2 separate regions of the Mus musculus genome follow, and region 1 is linked to region 2. A link is a loop called in an ENCODE intact Hi-C map of the cell type or tissue named here. Cell type or tissue: heart. All regions are shown on one strand.

Region 1 (8,000 bases), 140 kb after region 2:
TCTGGGCACCCCACATCCTAACCCCCCTTTCTTCTTCTAAACTCTTCAAGCTAAGAGCTGCAGGGTTCTGGCGAGAGGACCTCTCCCGGGCAGCCCTGTTTCCTGTGCACACCAGAATATCTTCGCACCTCTTTTCCAATCCCTAAACCGGGTGACACACCTGTTTGGGGCGCAGCGGGGGCTCGGGGCTCAAGCAGTCCTCTTCATGGCCGCTGAGGGTACAAAGGGACCAGGTTGTTCCTCTCTTGCCGTCTACTCTCCCCCTCCCTACTGCGGCCCAGAAACTAGGGTTTGGAGTTCAGGTGGGGCGATGTGGGGCTCCCACCTGTCTGAGGCCCACACTTCCCGAAGGGTCTCCTCCTGCAGTGGCATTGCGTCTGTGTGCCTGTCACGGCCACCACCCCTCTCTCTCTCTCTGGTGACTCGCCGCTCCCCAGCCTCCCTTCCTTCCTAGCTAATCTCGGCTCAGCTTCTCCCCACCTTCCGGGCCAAGAGGCCACCAGGACTCACCTCTAAGGATAAGATGTTCTAGCCCCATTGGCTGAACCATTGAAGGGAAGCTCTGGAGCCCAGCTCTCCTCACTACAGCGGCCGGGAAGAAAAGGATATTCCACCCACCTCACTTTGCTACCTAAGATGTCAGTGGTGCGGGGTGCTGGAGAGTAAAAGGCCAGAGTGGCCCTCCAGACTGTCTTTGCCTCCCCCTTTTCCCAGACAGGGTCTCACTCTGTAGCCAGGGCCTTCCTGTGTGGGCTGGCCTGGAACCCAAGACTCTCCAATCTCCTGAGTGTGAGGATTGCCACCATGTGACACCATACTCAGCCTGAGACACGCTCATTTAAAATGTTTACATTTATTTATTGCATGTGTAGGTGGGACACATGGCCTGCTTCCTGTGTAAAGAGGACCTGAGGACAACTCCTTCTAGCGTGTGGCAGCATGTGGCAGCGTGTGCCCTGCCTAAGCCATTTCCCACAGCTTGCTTGCTTTCTCTTTCTTTCTTTCTTTCTTTCTTTCTTTCTTTCTTTCTTTCTTTCTTTCTTGTTTTTTTTTTTTTTTTTTGTTTGTTTGTTTTTTTTGTTTTTTGTTTTTTTGAGACAGGGTTTCTCTGTATAGTCCTGGCTGTCCTGGAACTCACTTTGTAGACCAGGCTGACCTTGAACTCAGAAATCCGCCTGCCTCTGCCTCCCAAGTGCTGGGATTAAAGGCGTGCACGCCACCACTGCCTGGCTCCTTTTATTTTTAAAGACAAGGTTTCACTATGCAGCCCTGGCTCATCTAGAGCTTGCTATATAGACAACCAGGCTAGCCTTCAGTTAATTCCCAGGGATATGCCTGCCTCCACCTCCTTAGTGTGGGATAACAGGCTTGCCTTGCTGGCTTGACTTGAGAGATGTATCGCAAGCGGTTGGGTTAAGGGGTCCCCAAAGCTTCCAGATCAGGAAGGGAGTCAGCAAGACACAAGGGTCACCCACAGCCTGGTGTGCTGGGAGGTGTGGGTTACTTGGAGGCAGCCCTGAGTGTGTCACTGAAGAGCTGCCGCCCCATCACCCTACATATAAGATAGGTGTAATAGCCCTGTGGAACCACAGGAAATGAGGTGACAGAGGAGAAGCCGCATACAGCAGACACTCGGTACTCTCCTTGGGTGCCCTTCTTCAGGGCCCACTGCACACAACACACATCTTGACCAGGGTTTGATTTCTTTCTTTCTTTCTCTCTTTCTTTCTTTCTTTCTTTCTTTCTTTCTTTCTTTCTTTCTTTCTCTTTCTTTCTTTTTTTAAGATTTATTTATTTATCATATGTAAGTACACTGTAGCTGTCTTCAGACACACATCAGATCTCATTACAGATGGTTGTGAGCCACCATGTGGTTGCTGGGAATTGAACTCAGGACCTCTGGAAGAGCAGTCAGTTTTAATCACTGAGTCATCTCTCCAGTCCCTCAAGAAATCTTTTTTTTTTTTAAAGATTTATTTATTTATTATATGTAAGTACACTGTAGTTGTCTTCAGACACTCCAAAAGAGGGCATCAGATCTTGTTACAGATGGTTGTGAGCCACCATGTGGTTGCTGGGATTTGAACTCTGGACCTTCGGAAGAGCAGTCGGGTGCTCTTACCCACTGAGCCATCTCACCAGCCCTCAAGAAATCTTAATAAAAGTAAATCCTGGGCTGGAGAGATGGCTCAGTGGTTAAGAGCACTGACTGCTCTTCCAGTGGTCCTGAGTTCAATTCCCAGCAACCACATGGTGGCTCACAACCATCTGTAATGGATTCTGATGCCCTATTTTTTTTTTTTTTTTTGGTGTCTGAAGACAGCTACAGTGTACTCATATAAATAAAATAACCCTTTTAATAAATAAATAAATCTTTAAAAAATAAAAATCTTAAAAACCAAAACCAAATCCAAGGACTGGTAAGATGATGGCTCAGTAGGTAAGAGGAGCTTGCTGCAGAGCTTGAACACCTACGTTAGATCTCCAGAACTCACATGCTGGGAAGCCAAAACCAACTCCTACAAGCTGACCTCTGACCTCCAGGAGTGTGTGTGTCCCAGGGCACTCACACACACCCCCTCCACAGGCAACAAATGTAACTTTAAAACTAAAAATGTATAATTTTTTTGAGTCATCTTGAGTAGAATGTGCTCAAATTCCCTCCCCTTGACATCGACATTTTAATTCCCTAGTTCCCCAGTTCCCGGCAGGGGCCGTCCCAAGGGGACTCTGAGAAAAGCAGACCTCGGAGGGCTAATGGCTTGGGGCGTGGGAAGGGGACTCAGGTGGGTCAGAGGTGACTTTAGGATTTTGAGCGTCCAGCGCAGGCCGAGAGTCAGGTCTGGGACATAGATAGGCAGGCGTCAGGAGCTTTGATCTGCTGACCTCCTGGACTGCAGGACAGACAGGCTTGGTCTCTATAATTACACCTTGTTTTGAACTCAATGGGACATTTCTTAACCAGATCCCTGCCTGGCCTTAGTCACCAGACTCAATTCCACATAAATTTAGCTGCTTTCTAAAAATCAACTTTCAGAAGACAGACATTGCCTGGTCCCCAAGTTCACCCATGACTCATGACTTAAGTCACTTGCCCAAAGCTACATAGCTTGCTCTCTCAGTAACTCCAGATGACACCTACGATGGGCCTGGTTTTTTTTTTTTTTTTTTTTTTTCTTTTTTGGTTTTTTGAGACAGGGTTTCTCTGTATAGCCCTGGCTGTCCTGGAACTCACTTTGTAGACCAGGCTGGCCTTGAACTCAGAAATCCTCCTGCCTCTGCCTCCCAAGTGCTGGGATTAAAGGCGTGTGCCACCACTGCCCACTCATTTTGTTTGTTTTTTTGTTTTTCGAGACAGGGTTTCTCTGTGTAGCCCTGGCTGTCCTGGAACTCACTTTGTAGACCAGGCTGGCCTTGAACTCAGAAATTCACCTGCCTCTGCCTCCCAAGTGCTGGGATTAAAGGCATTTTAAAAAAACTTTTTACAATATCATTTTAGAAAACAATATTTATTCATTTTTTACTGCGTGGATGTTTTACCCTCAGGGGTAGAAGAGGCCGTCCGAGCCCTGGAACTGGAGGTTAGAGATGGTTGTGAGCTGCCAAAGGGATGCTGAGATCCAAACCCAGTCTTCCGCAAGGGAAGCGAGTGCTCTGAGCCCCTTGGTATTTTCTTGTTAAGCCTAGTCCCTGGCTTTAAACACCAGTAGACACATGCCCTTCCCACTCTGTGGCTAAGTGTACCTACCACGGGAGAATTCTAGCAACTGACTGATACTTTGTGAAGTGCCTGCTATGCTCCCGGTACCCTCTGTCCAGCAGATCCCATAACCTTCTGTCACGGATCAGGAAACGGGGAGGGTGTGGATGGCAGACCCGGAATGGCACTTAACCTCAGGCTCCCTGGCTCCCCCTAGCGGCGAAGAGGCGAGGGACCCGGGAGCGACCCCGGAGAAAGCTTCAGGCAGGACAAACTGCAACACACATCCCACAGCCTGGTGGCCAATTACACATGTCCTCTTTGCTGCAGCTTCTCCCTCCATCTATGAAATTCGTTCGCTCATTGGAAGGGTTAGTTACTTTCTTCTGGTGGGCTTTTAAACCTCCAGGAGCAGCATCAGGGAGCACTTCACTGACTGGTGCAAACAAACAAAAACCCCTGAGAGCCAGGCGTGGTGGCGCACGCCTTTAATTCCAGCACTTGGGAGGCAGAAGCAGGCAGATTTCTGAGTTCGAGGCCAGCCTGGTCTACAAAGTGAGTTCCAGGACATCCAGAGCTATACAGAGAAACCCTGTCTCAAAAACAAAACAAAACAAAAAACCAAAACAACAACCAAAAACCCTGAGAACCTAGAACACACGCAGCAGTGCTCCCTACAAAGGCATCCTTGCAGCACTTGCCAGTAGCGGGGGGTGGGGGTGGGGGTGTGGGTGGAGGGTGCTGCTCACAGGACTTAGGTCTTTCCTCCTTAGCCAGCTGCGGGAGTCACTGAGAGGCCACAGAGCAAATAGAGAGACCTGCGCCCAGTGCTAGCCCAGCCCCGGGCAGTGAGGGAGTGACTCAGTCACCACTTCTCAGGAGCCTCCAGAAAGTTGATAGGGCTCTTGCCTAGTGCATCTCTGAAGCCCCCCCCCCCACACCCTCCTTTCAGGCAGGCTGTGCCTCCCTTCCCCCCAAAACAGCTCCACCTACCAGGGACCAAGTGTGCAAAGAGCTGAGCCTCTGGGGGCCATCTTCCACTCAAGGCACCTCAGGACTAATCGGGACTTAGAAGCAGAGCGAAGGCTGAGGCCCCTGGCTTTCTCTTCCTCTGGTCTGGCCACAGAGAACCAAGTCCACAATTTTCAGGGTTTCCAAAAGTGGATCTCTGGCAAAATGGGCTCTTTAAGGTCTCCCTTGTGTTCCTGTAATTCCAGGACTTAGCAGAAGGATTTCAGGGGTGGTGGTGGTTAGAGAGATCCTTGGCTACATAGAGTTTGAGGCCAGCCTGGGCTACGTGGGACCTTGACTCCGGAGTTTGTATTTTCATATGGCACCAGGCGAAGACAGGGAGTCCTTTATTTATTTATTTATTTATTTATTTATTTATTTATTTATTATATGTAAGTACACTGTAGCTGTCTTCAGACACTCCAGAAGAGGGCGTCAGATCTCATTACGGATGGTTGTGAGCCACCATGTGGTTGCTGGGATTTGGACTCCAGACGTTTGGACTCACCAGCCCAACAGGGACTCCTTCTACACCTGCCTTTGACCTACTTCAGGCCTTGTTCAGTGTAGAATGTGGGTCTGTGATCTGAACTGGACCAGGTAATTTACGAGATTGGTTTTTTTAAAAAAAGATTTATTCATTTTACTTATATGAGTACACTGTGGCTGTCTTCAACACACCAGAAGAGTACATTGGATCCCATTACAGATGGTTGTGAGCCACACATGGTTGTTGGGATTTGACCTCAAGACTTCTAGAAGAGCAATCAGTGCTCTTGACCGTTGAGCCATCTCTCCAGCTCCCAATTTACAAGATTTTGTTTGTTTCTACTTTTTACTTGAAAACAGTTTTAACCTGTGGCACACACCTTTAATCGAAATACTCAGGAGGCAGAGGCAGGAAGAGCTCTGAGTTTGAGGCCAGCCTGGTCTATAGAGTGAGCTCCAGGACAGCCAAGGTTATACACTGAGACTCTGTTTTAGGCCTCCCCCCCCCCCCGCCCCAAACCCCAGTCCTCCCAACAAAAAATATCATGAAACATCTTGGTTAAAGATCCCTGTGGGTCATTGCTAAGTGTGAACCAGGCTGGGCTGGGTTATAAATGATACAGTCTTCAGAGGAAATCCAAGATGAACCCCCAAATGACACAGATTAGGTGTCTCAGTTGGATTCGTTTTTCTCTACCAGTTAAAGATTATTTTGAGACTGGGCCTCTCTGTGTAGCCTTAACTGTCTTGGAACTAGCCCTGTAGACCAGGCTGGCCTCAAACTCACATAGATCTGCCTCTCTCTGCCTCTGCCTCTGCCTCTGCCTCTGCCTCTGCCTCTGCCTCTGCCTCTGCCTCTGCCTCTGCCTCTGCCTCTGCCTCTGCCTCTGCCTCTGCCTCTGCCTCTGCCTCTGCCTCTGCCTCTGCCTCTGCCTCTGCCTCTGCCTCTGCCTCTGCCTCTGCCTCTGCCTCTGCCTCTGCCTCTGCCTCTGCCTCTGCCTCTGCCTCTGCCTCTGCCTCTGCCTCTGCCTCTGCCTCTGCCTCTGCCTCTGCCTCTGCCTCTGCCTCTGCCTCTGCCTCTGCCTCTGCCTCTGCCTCTGCCTCAGCCGCCCAGCCCCGTTAAAGAATTAGAAGGTGGAAGAGATCTAAAGCATAACAAGTAGCCACAGAGAAACCTTACACATGGCAGATGGAGAAATGTGCATGCGTGCGCACACACATACATACATACATACATACATACACACATACACACACACACACACACACACACACACAGAGGCTCTCTTTCTCTCTCTCTCTCTCTTTCTCTCTCTCTCTGCACACACACACACACAGAAAGGCTCTCTGCAAAGCAGAGGAGACTCAGACAGCTTGCAAATACAGTCTTCAAGGGCTGGGCTCTTACGGCCTCTCATGTGTTTTCCTTGCCTAATTTACTTTGAAGAAAGCCAGGATAGGCGATTGGCCAGAGCTGGTTATTTTATTTCTTGTCATAAGCAGGCCTTGGCCTTGTACTTGGTGAGTCAGACAGTCAGCAGGCAGCCTGCTGGTAAGAGACAAAAGCCCAAGTTAGGAGGGAAAGATAGATGCCTACCAGCCATCTTGGAAATTTGCCACCTTTACAACCTAGCCATGTCCCTTCTCCCTATCTGTCTGCCTACCTAGTTTAGCTCCTTGTCTCTCACCATGTCTCCTGCTTCCATCCTCTGAGAACCACCAGAGTCACAGTGCTCACTTGAGGAGTCCGTGAACCTGAGCGATGCCTTCCTCCTCCAGCTGTCCCAGAGACATTGTTCCCACCGAGCCTCAGAGGTCCCAAGTGAAGACCAAGGAGCCCAGGAAAGGCCAGGAGGACTCTCCTGATGGCAGATAGGAGACAGAAGAACCCAACTAACCCATACCACAGGGAGACCTTCAACAGGCAGGTGATTGCTCACCCGTCACGGTTCATAGTCTGTGAGGCCATGTTACTCTGACTGGCCAGCTAGCATGCTGTGTCTGCCCTGGGCAGTGCCCTGTGGGATAGCCCCATCCTAATGGAGAATTAATCCTAACAGAAAAAGATGTATTTTCCTCACTGGGGAGTCGCCAGCAGCTTTAGGAAGAATGACAGGGCTGGGGAGACAGGAGCTGTGGTGTCCAGGGACAGTGTGTGGGCTTAAGCCACCCAGGCTTTGTGGCTGCACCCTCACTAAGCCACTTAGGTGACAGGTGTTCTGGGGGCTGTTTTACAGGGGGCCCCAAGTGGCTTGTCCAAGGCAGATGGCTAGCTCACAGCAGAACTGGATGCATCTGTGCTTGGCATCCTGTCTGCAAGCCCCTCCCCCCCAGAGCCCCAAGGTGCCAGTGTGAAACCCTAGGAGCTGGTTTAGGGGCCCCTGAGGCACCTTATGATGCCCCCCTCCCCCCACACCTGGCGACTGACCCTTCAAGACTCTGCAGGTGAAGGTGCATAGTTTCAGGCAGAGTAGGGACCACCAGTATAGAGGCCTTGTGACAGCCGCGAGCTGGAGACAGACTATGTTGCCCCCTTGCTGTGTGTCTTGGTGCCAGTCACTTAACTTCTCTGAGCCTCCAGTTACTCATTCCCGGGAAGGGCAGTTTGTTCTTCCAAAGGAACCCCCTTTGACGATCAGACTATAGAGACAATGGACTCCAAAGCATTGGGAGGCCTCCAGGATTCTCACCCTGGGAGAAGAAACCACCTGAAGCCTGTGTACCAGCTAGAGAGGATCTTGTCCTCCAGGCAAACATTTCCCAGGGTCCTGACAACAGCCAGACAGTCACCTCGCAGGAG
Region 2 (8,000 bases):
CTAGGGTGTCATTCCTCAAGAGATACCTGCTTGGTTTGTTCCTTTTCTCTTTGAGTGTGTGCATATGCATGTGTGTGCCTGTGTGTGTCTGTGTCCCACACACATATGCATATGGAGGTCAGAAGTCATCCCCTGATGTAATTCCTTCAGGAGCCATTTACCTTATTTTTTTGAGATAGAATCTCTCACACTGGGACACGGGGTTCACCGATTTAGATAGGCCGATAGGCCAGCGAAACCCTGGGACTCTCTTCTCTCTACCTGCCAACACTGGGATTATAGCAGGCCTCATCATGCCTGCCTGTTTCCTTGATGCTGGGCTAGGACTCAGGTGTGCATTCTTATACCACAAGCACTTTCCAATTGAACTACCACCCACCTCAGCAACCTCAGTTTCTTTGGTTTTGAGACAGAGTCTCTCACTGGTGCGGATCTTGCCGTGTAAGTTAGGCTGGTGGCCATCACGTTCTGGCATCTGCCTGTCTCCACTTCCTCAGTGCTAGTACAAAAGCATGTACAGTCATACCCAGCTTCGATGACATCACACCCGGCTCTGATGACATCACACCCAGCTTCGATGACATCACACCCGGCTCTGATGACGTCACACCCGGCTCTGATGACGTCACACCCAGCTTTGGACACAGACTCTAGGGACTGATCCTTTTATAGCTGAGAATTTCATACAACTTGTCTTGATCATACTCACCTCCCATTCCCTAACTCTTCCTCGGCTCACCCCTCCTTTTTCCCTACCCAACTTTGTATCTTTTTTTTTTTTTTTTTGAATCTTTCAGGATAATTTGTGTCTTACCAAGTGCTACACTCTTCCTCTCCCAGCAACTAACAATTTGCCAGTAGCACCACTGCCCAACCCCCCCGTCCTTTCTGGGATTTGGTCTGGCATGAGCTTGCACAGGCTTTGTGTATGCTGTCAAATATGTGTGTGCTCATTCGTGCATCTGCCCTGCCAGGTCCAGAAGATAATGGTTCCTTGCAGTCACCAGCTGCCTCGGGCTCTTACGGTTTTTCTACTCCCTTCTGAAGTGATCCCTGAACCTTGGGAGGGAGTTTGCAGTTTATCTTTTCCGTTTCGGGCTGAGCATTCTGCACCCTGGCCAATTGTGGATCAGTGTGTTAAACACCATCTACTGACGACAGGAGCTTCCCAGCCTAGGGAATGCCTATGAGACATTAGGAGTCAGTTTCATACATACATTTAGCAGCACGATCATTTTGGGCTCTCCTCTGGGGCTTATGACCTGTGTAGGTGTGAAGTGTAGATTTTGCTACCCCGCCTAAGCTCTGGGAATGGCCAAGCAACCAGCCCCCACCCAGCTTCCCTTGAACCCAGGGATAAAGACACAGACACACACGTTGTTCATTTTCAACTTGCCTTCTTGGCACTATTCATGGGCATTATTAAACTCCTATGGCTAGCATGCCCTTATCAATACTCTTAGCTCTGCACCTCCCACCTGCCCTAAACTTTAGTTGCTCAGTACATCTAGTCCCTGCTAAACACCCCTGACCCCCTGCATGTAGGAGTGGCCTGTGTGGCCACTCCGTTTAGAGGTCTCACATGGCTGGTCAACTTTTTTCCATCTGAAGCATGACGAACTCTCCTCTCCTTCCTTGGATCTGTCTGCTTGCCTCCAGGGACCCGGAGGTCCCGCCTATCCCTTCTGCCCAGCAATTGGCTCATGGCTTCTTTACTGACAGATCAAGAACCAATTGGAGCTGGGGAGCCGGGCAGTGGTGGCGCACGCCTTTAATCCCAGCACTTGGGAGGCAGAGGCAGGCGGATTTCTGAGTTCGAGGCCAGCCTGGTCTACAAAGTGAGTTAGTTCCAGGACAGCCAGGGCTACACAGAGAAACCCTGTCTCGAAAAAACCAAAAGAAAAAAAAATTATTAAGGGCTCCTCATACTCCAGAGACTGGGGCAGAGGAGACTTTTGAGGTAGGAGGCCAACCTGGGCTACACAACAAAACCTTGTCTCAAGAGAAAATAGTTCCCCGAGGCATTATCCCTTTCTGTTGCACAAAGAAACAGGTGTTGGGTAAGGCTCCAGATATCTCAGAGCCAATTACGTTCTCTATGAAGTAAGGTCCGACAGGAATATATGACTGTAGATAAATGTTGTATGGAAAACACTAGTGCAGAGCTGGGCACGTTGTGGTACACGCCTTTAATCCCAGCACTTGGGAGGCAGAGGGAGAGTTTGAAGCCAGCCTGGTCTATAGAGCTAGTCTAGGACAGTCAGAGCTACACAAAGAAACCCTGCCTCAGAGAGAGAGAGAGAGAGAGAGAGAGAGAGAGAGAGAGAGAGAACACAAGAGAACACTAGGGCAGAAGAGCAAGGATGTCAAACACACCCTGCATTATCAGTATCTCCAAACCCTTGAAGAACGAGTGCCATTTAAGAGACCAGGTGGAAATCAGCAGTTGTAGGTGCTGAGTGAGGCTCCAGGCACATGTTCAAGCATGTACTATGTACTAAACCTTGTGGAGAGATACCAAGAATAAAGTGGCTCGCACGCACCCCGTAACTAACGATCCACCCCAGACCATGCATACTCCTGGCAGGGTAGGAACGGTCCCAGAGAAGATGGTCAGCCAAGAGAAAGAGGAGGAAGCTGGAGCTGGGGTACTACTGGGGCAGATGTGGCTCCTATGTCAGCGAAGTCACTTGGCCTGGGCCATCCTGTAGGTGCTTCCGGACCGCGAAGGAAAGCGCTGCATGTTTTGTGTGAAGACTGCCAGCCGCACCTATGAGATGAGCGCCTCAGACACCCGCCAGCGCCAGGAGTGGACGGCCGGTGAGTGCCGGCCTGGGTCTAACTGGGCCTGTTCACCGGAGTGACCTTTGGGGCCCCTTTGCGGTGGTGACTAGACCAGGGCTGACTCCGTCCGGCTCTGCCCTTAGCCATCCAGACTGCGATCCGGCTGCAGGCGGAGGGGAAGACGTCGCTGCACAAGGACCTGAAACAGAAGCGGCGGGAGCAGCGGGAACAGCGCGAGCGACGCCGGGCAGCCAAGGAGGAGGAGCTGCTGCGACTGCAGCAGCTGCAGGAGGAGAAGGAGAGGAAGCTGCAAGAACTGGAGCTGCTGCAGGAGGCTCAGCGGCAGGCCGAGCGGCTGCTGCAGGAAGAGGAGGAGCGCCGCCGTAGCCAGCACAAGGAGCTGCAGCAGGCTCTGGAGGGCCAGCTGCGGGAGGCGGAGCAGGTGAGACTGGCCCAGAGGGCGGGGCCGGGGAAGGGTTGGGGCGGGGTTATGACCGGGGCGTGACAGGAAGAAGAGCAGGGCGTAGTCCATGGTCTGGAGGATGCTATGGGCGGGGCCTAGATAGGGTGGAGCCCATTGGCTGAAGGATGGACCTAAGGTAGAGACTGAAAGATGCTGTGGGCGGGGCCTGAGGGGCCCTTAGGGGAATAGGTTGGAGTAGAGCCTGGATGCTTTGGGCATGGCCTAACGAATGTTAGGGTAGGGCCGGAACAAGGTTAGGGCTAGGGAAAACCCCTGGTAGAATGAGACCTGGTTCAGAATTCTTTTCTGGAGGCAGGACTTGGGCCGAGGAAGCTGCTTAAGGCTTCTTGATTGCAAATAATTTGGAATGAAATCAATCTAGACTTGAACTAAATTTTAACAAAACCAGTTTGGGGACCATAAGACGGGATGCATGTGAAGGGCAGAGTAGATGCACAGAAGCAATTGACTTTAAATTTTAAATTGAGAAAACGCAATTCTAGAGCTGGCTCAAAGGATAAAGGTGCTTGCCACACATACCTAGCGTCCTGAATTCCGTTCCTGGAACCCCAGAAAGATGGGCAGAGGGAACCGGCTCCACAACGTTGTCCTCTGACCGCCACAGGCATGCTGTGGCATGTGTGCCCATTACACCTCCGCCTTAAGAGCTGTATGAGCTCAGACATGCACTAAGTCTCTCCGTATCAGTAACTAGAGCTCTGTATATGGAAATGGGACGAGGATTCTGTGAAGGAATAGATGTAAGGAGTTTAATAAAGCCAGGCAGGTGCTACTTAGTGAGTTTGAGGCCAACCTGCACTACCTGAGATCCTGTCTCAAAGAACAAAGTAGGTCTAAAATGATAGCCTCACAGTTAAGACCACTGGCTGCTTTTTCAGAGGACCAAGCTTGAGCTTGTGCACCCACATGGGAGCTCATAGCCAGCCAGCAGATCGCACACCCTCTTCTTGCCTCTGCGAGTAGTGTTCTCATGTGGTGCACAGACATATGCAGCCAAAACACCCATGCATATGAACTAATAAAACTATAACAACAACAACCTGGGTGGTGGTGGCACACGCTTTTATTCCCAGCACTTGGGAGGCAGAGGCAGGAGAATCTCTGTGAGGTCGAGGTCAGCCTCAGAGAAACTTGGTCTCAGAAGAAAAATAAAAGCGTTCAATAACTTGTGGTTATTGTAATAATTGCAGTTCCTGGCACCCGCCATAATGATATTATAATTGTTAGGGTAGGAGCTAGGAAGGGATTACCTTCGTTTAATATGCTGGTTTATTGTAATATAACGTATTATGATGTTTAATTACATGTAATTATAACCGGTGTTGTTTTGTGTGAGGCTGGATAGCAAACATACAGCCATGGGCACATCAGGTGAGCCCTCTGCTGCTGAGCTACAGCCCCAGCAAGCGTCTAATTATTCTTTCTAAGGTCAGTGCAAAAACAATAGGAGGATTCAGGGTCTTAAACAGGTCAGATCAGGAAACCCCAACTAAAGACCCTCCATACACAGAGCCAGGAAGAGTTAGGGTTGGGGGGTTGGGGAGTTGGCTGGGGAGGGGGCAGTAGCCTGTCTTTCTCCTCCGGTGTCCCACTGATTCGCTCTTTGCTCCCCACAGGCCCGGGCCTCTATGCAGGCTGAGATGGAGCTGAAGAAGGAAGAGGCGGCCCGGCAACGGCAGCGCATCGCTGAACTGGAGGAGATGCAGGAGCGGCTGCAGGAAGCTCTGCAACTAGAGGTGAAAGCTAGGCGGGATGAGGAGGCCGTGCGCCTCGCCCAGACCAGGTAGGCACGGTGGCCAGGGAACCTTTCCTGCCAGCGCCCGCGCGGACCCTCCCTCCCCGGCTCTGAGATGTCCCTGTGCACTCTGGCAGGCTGCTGGAGGAGGAGGAGGAGAAGCTGAAGCAGCTGATGCATCTGAAGGAGGAGCAAGAGCGCTACATCGAGCGAGCGCAGCAGGAGAAGCAGGAGCTCCAGCAGGAGATGGCGCTGCAGAGCCGTTCCCTGCAGCACGCCCAGCAGCAGCTGGAGGAAGTGCGGCAGAACCGGCAGAGGGCAGACGAGGACGTGGAGGTGAGACAAGGCCGGGAACCGGGAGAAGCTGGGGGAGCCAGTGTGTCACTGAGCCGGACCCCAGAGCCAAGCTACCTGTCTGCCAACTCGCATTATCATCAGCTGGCTGTGCCATCGCCTACAGATTGCCTAACCTCTCTGTCTGAAGTCTCTTATCTGTGAGAGGAAGCAGATACCACGTTACCACTACAGAACAAGCTTAGTTTAAGCATGGTATTTAGTATGTAAATGCTGAACACACCTGTGGCTGTGTTTGCCAATAGTATTATTAACCTGGGCAGGATTCCCCACCTCCTAGCCTCCAAAACACTCCCCGGAGCTTGAATGCCTGTAGAAAAGGTTCTAGGTTGTTGTTGTTGTTGTTTTGGTTTTAGATTTGTTTCTTTTTTAATCTCTTTTAAAACTTATTAAAATGTATGTGTATGTGTGCTTTGTCTGCATGAATGTCTGTGTACTACGTGTGAACAGTGTGCACAGAGGCCAGCAGGTGTTAGTTATTGCATCCCCTGAGTCTGGAGTTACAGTTGTAAGCTACTATATGGTGCTGATAGAGTTCAACCCTGGTCTTTTAAAAGCAATCAGTACTTTTTTTTTTTTTTTTGGTTTTTCGAGACAGGGTTTCTCTGTATAGCCCTGGCTGTCCTGGAGCTCACTTTGTAGACCAGGCTGGCCTCAAACTCAGAAATCCGCCTGCCTCTGCCTCCCGAGTGCTGGAATTAAAGGCACGCCCGGCTTTAATCTTTTTTTTTTTTTTTTTTTTTTTTTTTTTGGTTGCAATCAGTGCTTTTTACTCCAGCCCAATGATGTGTTTTTTCTTAAAGTAATTTAAAAATGTTTTATTTATTTTATGTATGACTGCTCTGTCTGCATGCCCACCTGCATGCCAGAAGAAGGCATCAGATCCCATTACAGATGGTTGTGATCCAATGTGCTTGCTGGGAATTGAACTCAGGACCTCTTGAAGAGCAGACAGTGCTCTTAACCACTGAGCCACCTCTCCAACCCCCCAATGATGTCAGTCATTCATATATATATACACACACACATATACATTGGTTGAGTTCTAGGCCAGCCTGATCTTTAGAATGAGTTTAGGACAGACAGTTACATACCCTACCTATTTTTTTTTTTTTTTAATTTTTAACCGGGGCTGAAGTGGTAGCTTAGTGGTTAAGAGTACATGCTGCTCTTCCAGAGGACTGGAGTTCAGTTCCCAGCATCCACAGGCTACAAGGCTACAGGCAGGATCTCCTGTAACCCACGCTGGCCTTTAACTCATTATGTAGCCCAGGCTTTGACCTCCCTCTCCTCTACATCCCAAGTACTAGAGTTACAGGCATGGCATGCACCTCACCACCATGCCCAGCCTTACAGGACTTCCTGGGGGGTAGGGGTGGGGGATGGGTAGCTGTGATCAGATTCTCAGGGCCTCTGAAGATGACCAGGCCAGCAGCCTCCACCACCACGGATGGCAGTTCTGACCCACTCCCACCGCCTTGCCCCATAGGCTGCCCAGAGGAAGTTGCGCCAGGCCAGCACCAACGTGAAACACTGGAATGTCCAGATGAACAGGCTCATGCATCCGATCGAGCCAGGAGGTGAGCCTTCCCTGGCTTGGGAGGAAGGAGGGGAGGCTGCCAGATCACCCGGATCATGAAGGAGGTGGAACTGAAGGTCAAAGGTTTCCCTTCTCCCAGAGCAGAGGCACAACCCTCACCTCTCCCATTCTGACTCACATTTTCCCTTTCTCCCTCTCTTCTCTCTGCCAGATAAGCGACCCACCACCAGCAGCTCCTTCACGGGCTTCCAGCCCCCTCCGCTTGCCCGCCGGGACTCCTCTCTAAAGCGCCTGACCCGCTGGGGTTCCCAAGGTAACAGAACCCTCTCAGTCAATAGCAGCGAACAGAAGTCCCTCAATGGTGGAGATGAGACTCCCATCCTAGCTTTGGCCTCTCAGGAAGAAAAACTGGATCCAGCACCAGGGAATTAGCTCCGACCACCCCCTTGTTCTTCCGATGCTGTGTCTACGGACTTGGCCACAGCAGGCCTGTGGGTGATTCCTGGTGCTACCACCTGCCGACCAAAAGCCGATCAAGGATTGAACTTGGTTGCCATTCTCAGCAGGCCGAGACCGTGGAGGCTGTTTGAGATATTAATACTTGAGAATATGGTTGTGTGCTTCAGTCTCAAGGATCTGGGACCAGAACTGGGAAAGAAAAGGAATGACCAAGACAAGATCATACGCCCCTCCCTCCAGACCAAGTTATGGAGACATACTTCCAAATAAAACTGCTCACAACTGCCCACTGCTCCTGCCCTTCCCTCCCTCCCTTCCTTTATCCATCCCTCCCTCCAACCACCTCCCCATCCCTCCCTCGAGTTCAAGTTCTAGGTCCCAGGGACAGCAGGTGTGGCAAAGTGGTTAGGAACACGGACTGTGGGCTGAACTAGGCTCTGCCATTTTCTCACGGGTGAACTTCACGCCCCCCCATACACACATTGGTCTATAGAGAGGATCATAATCCCTGATGTAGCAGGCCTGAGTGGAGCGTCGTCATTACTAGTATCTGAAAGTGTTTATTGAGCATCTACTGTCTACCTGGAGTCCACCCATGTTACGTCATTCGCAAAGAACCCCTAAGTGCTGGACGGCTGTTATCA

What was found. Hi-C counts contacts between places; a loop is a spot of excess contacts. Peaks named below come from ENCODE experiments on the same cell type or tissue, not always from the same donor. Only the 100,000 strongest peaks of a DNase experiment are listed, where the experiment ranks them.
Region 1: a loop joins it to region 2, with 5 times the contacts of the local background. A loop is called at or near these places in 7 of 42 quality-filtered maps.

The regions. Positions count from the first base shown.
Region 1 is chr17:28,364,746-28,372,745 of GRCm38, forward strand. It overlaps Tulp1 (tubby like protein 1), which reads right to left and starts at 471. Exons shown (of 15, transcript NM_021478.2): 1 at 326-471; 2 at 161-212. The coding sequence starts at 372. In heart, a CTCF peak has its summit at 3,914 (motif pointing left); a DNase peak (open chromatin) is centred at 3,906; H3K4me3 peaks cover 764 bases; H3K27ac peaks cover 601 bases; H3K27me3 peaks cover 2,000 bases.
Region 2 is chr17:28,220,961-28,228,960 of GRCm38, forward strand. Def6 (differentially expressed in FDCP 6) reads left to right here. Exons shown (of 11, transcript NM_027185.3): 6 at 2,712-2,820; 7 at 2,928-3,226; 8 at 4,885-5,051; 9 at 5,141-5,339; 10 at 6,847-6,937; 11 at 7,109-7,648. The coding sequence ends at 7,329. Among named protein-coding and RNA genes, the nearest start is that of Ppard, 7.8 kb to the right of the region's middle. In heart, CTCF peaks have their summits at 3,168 and 3,368; DNase peaks (open chromatin) are centred at 3,261 and 5,291; H3K4me3 peaks cover 2,283 bases; H3K27ac peaks cover 1,936 bases; H3K27me3 peaks cover 1,005 bases.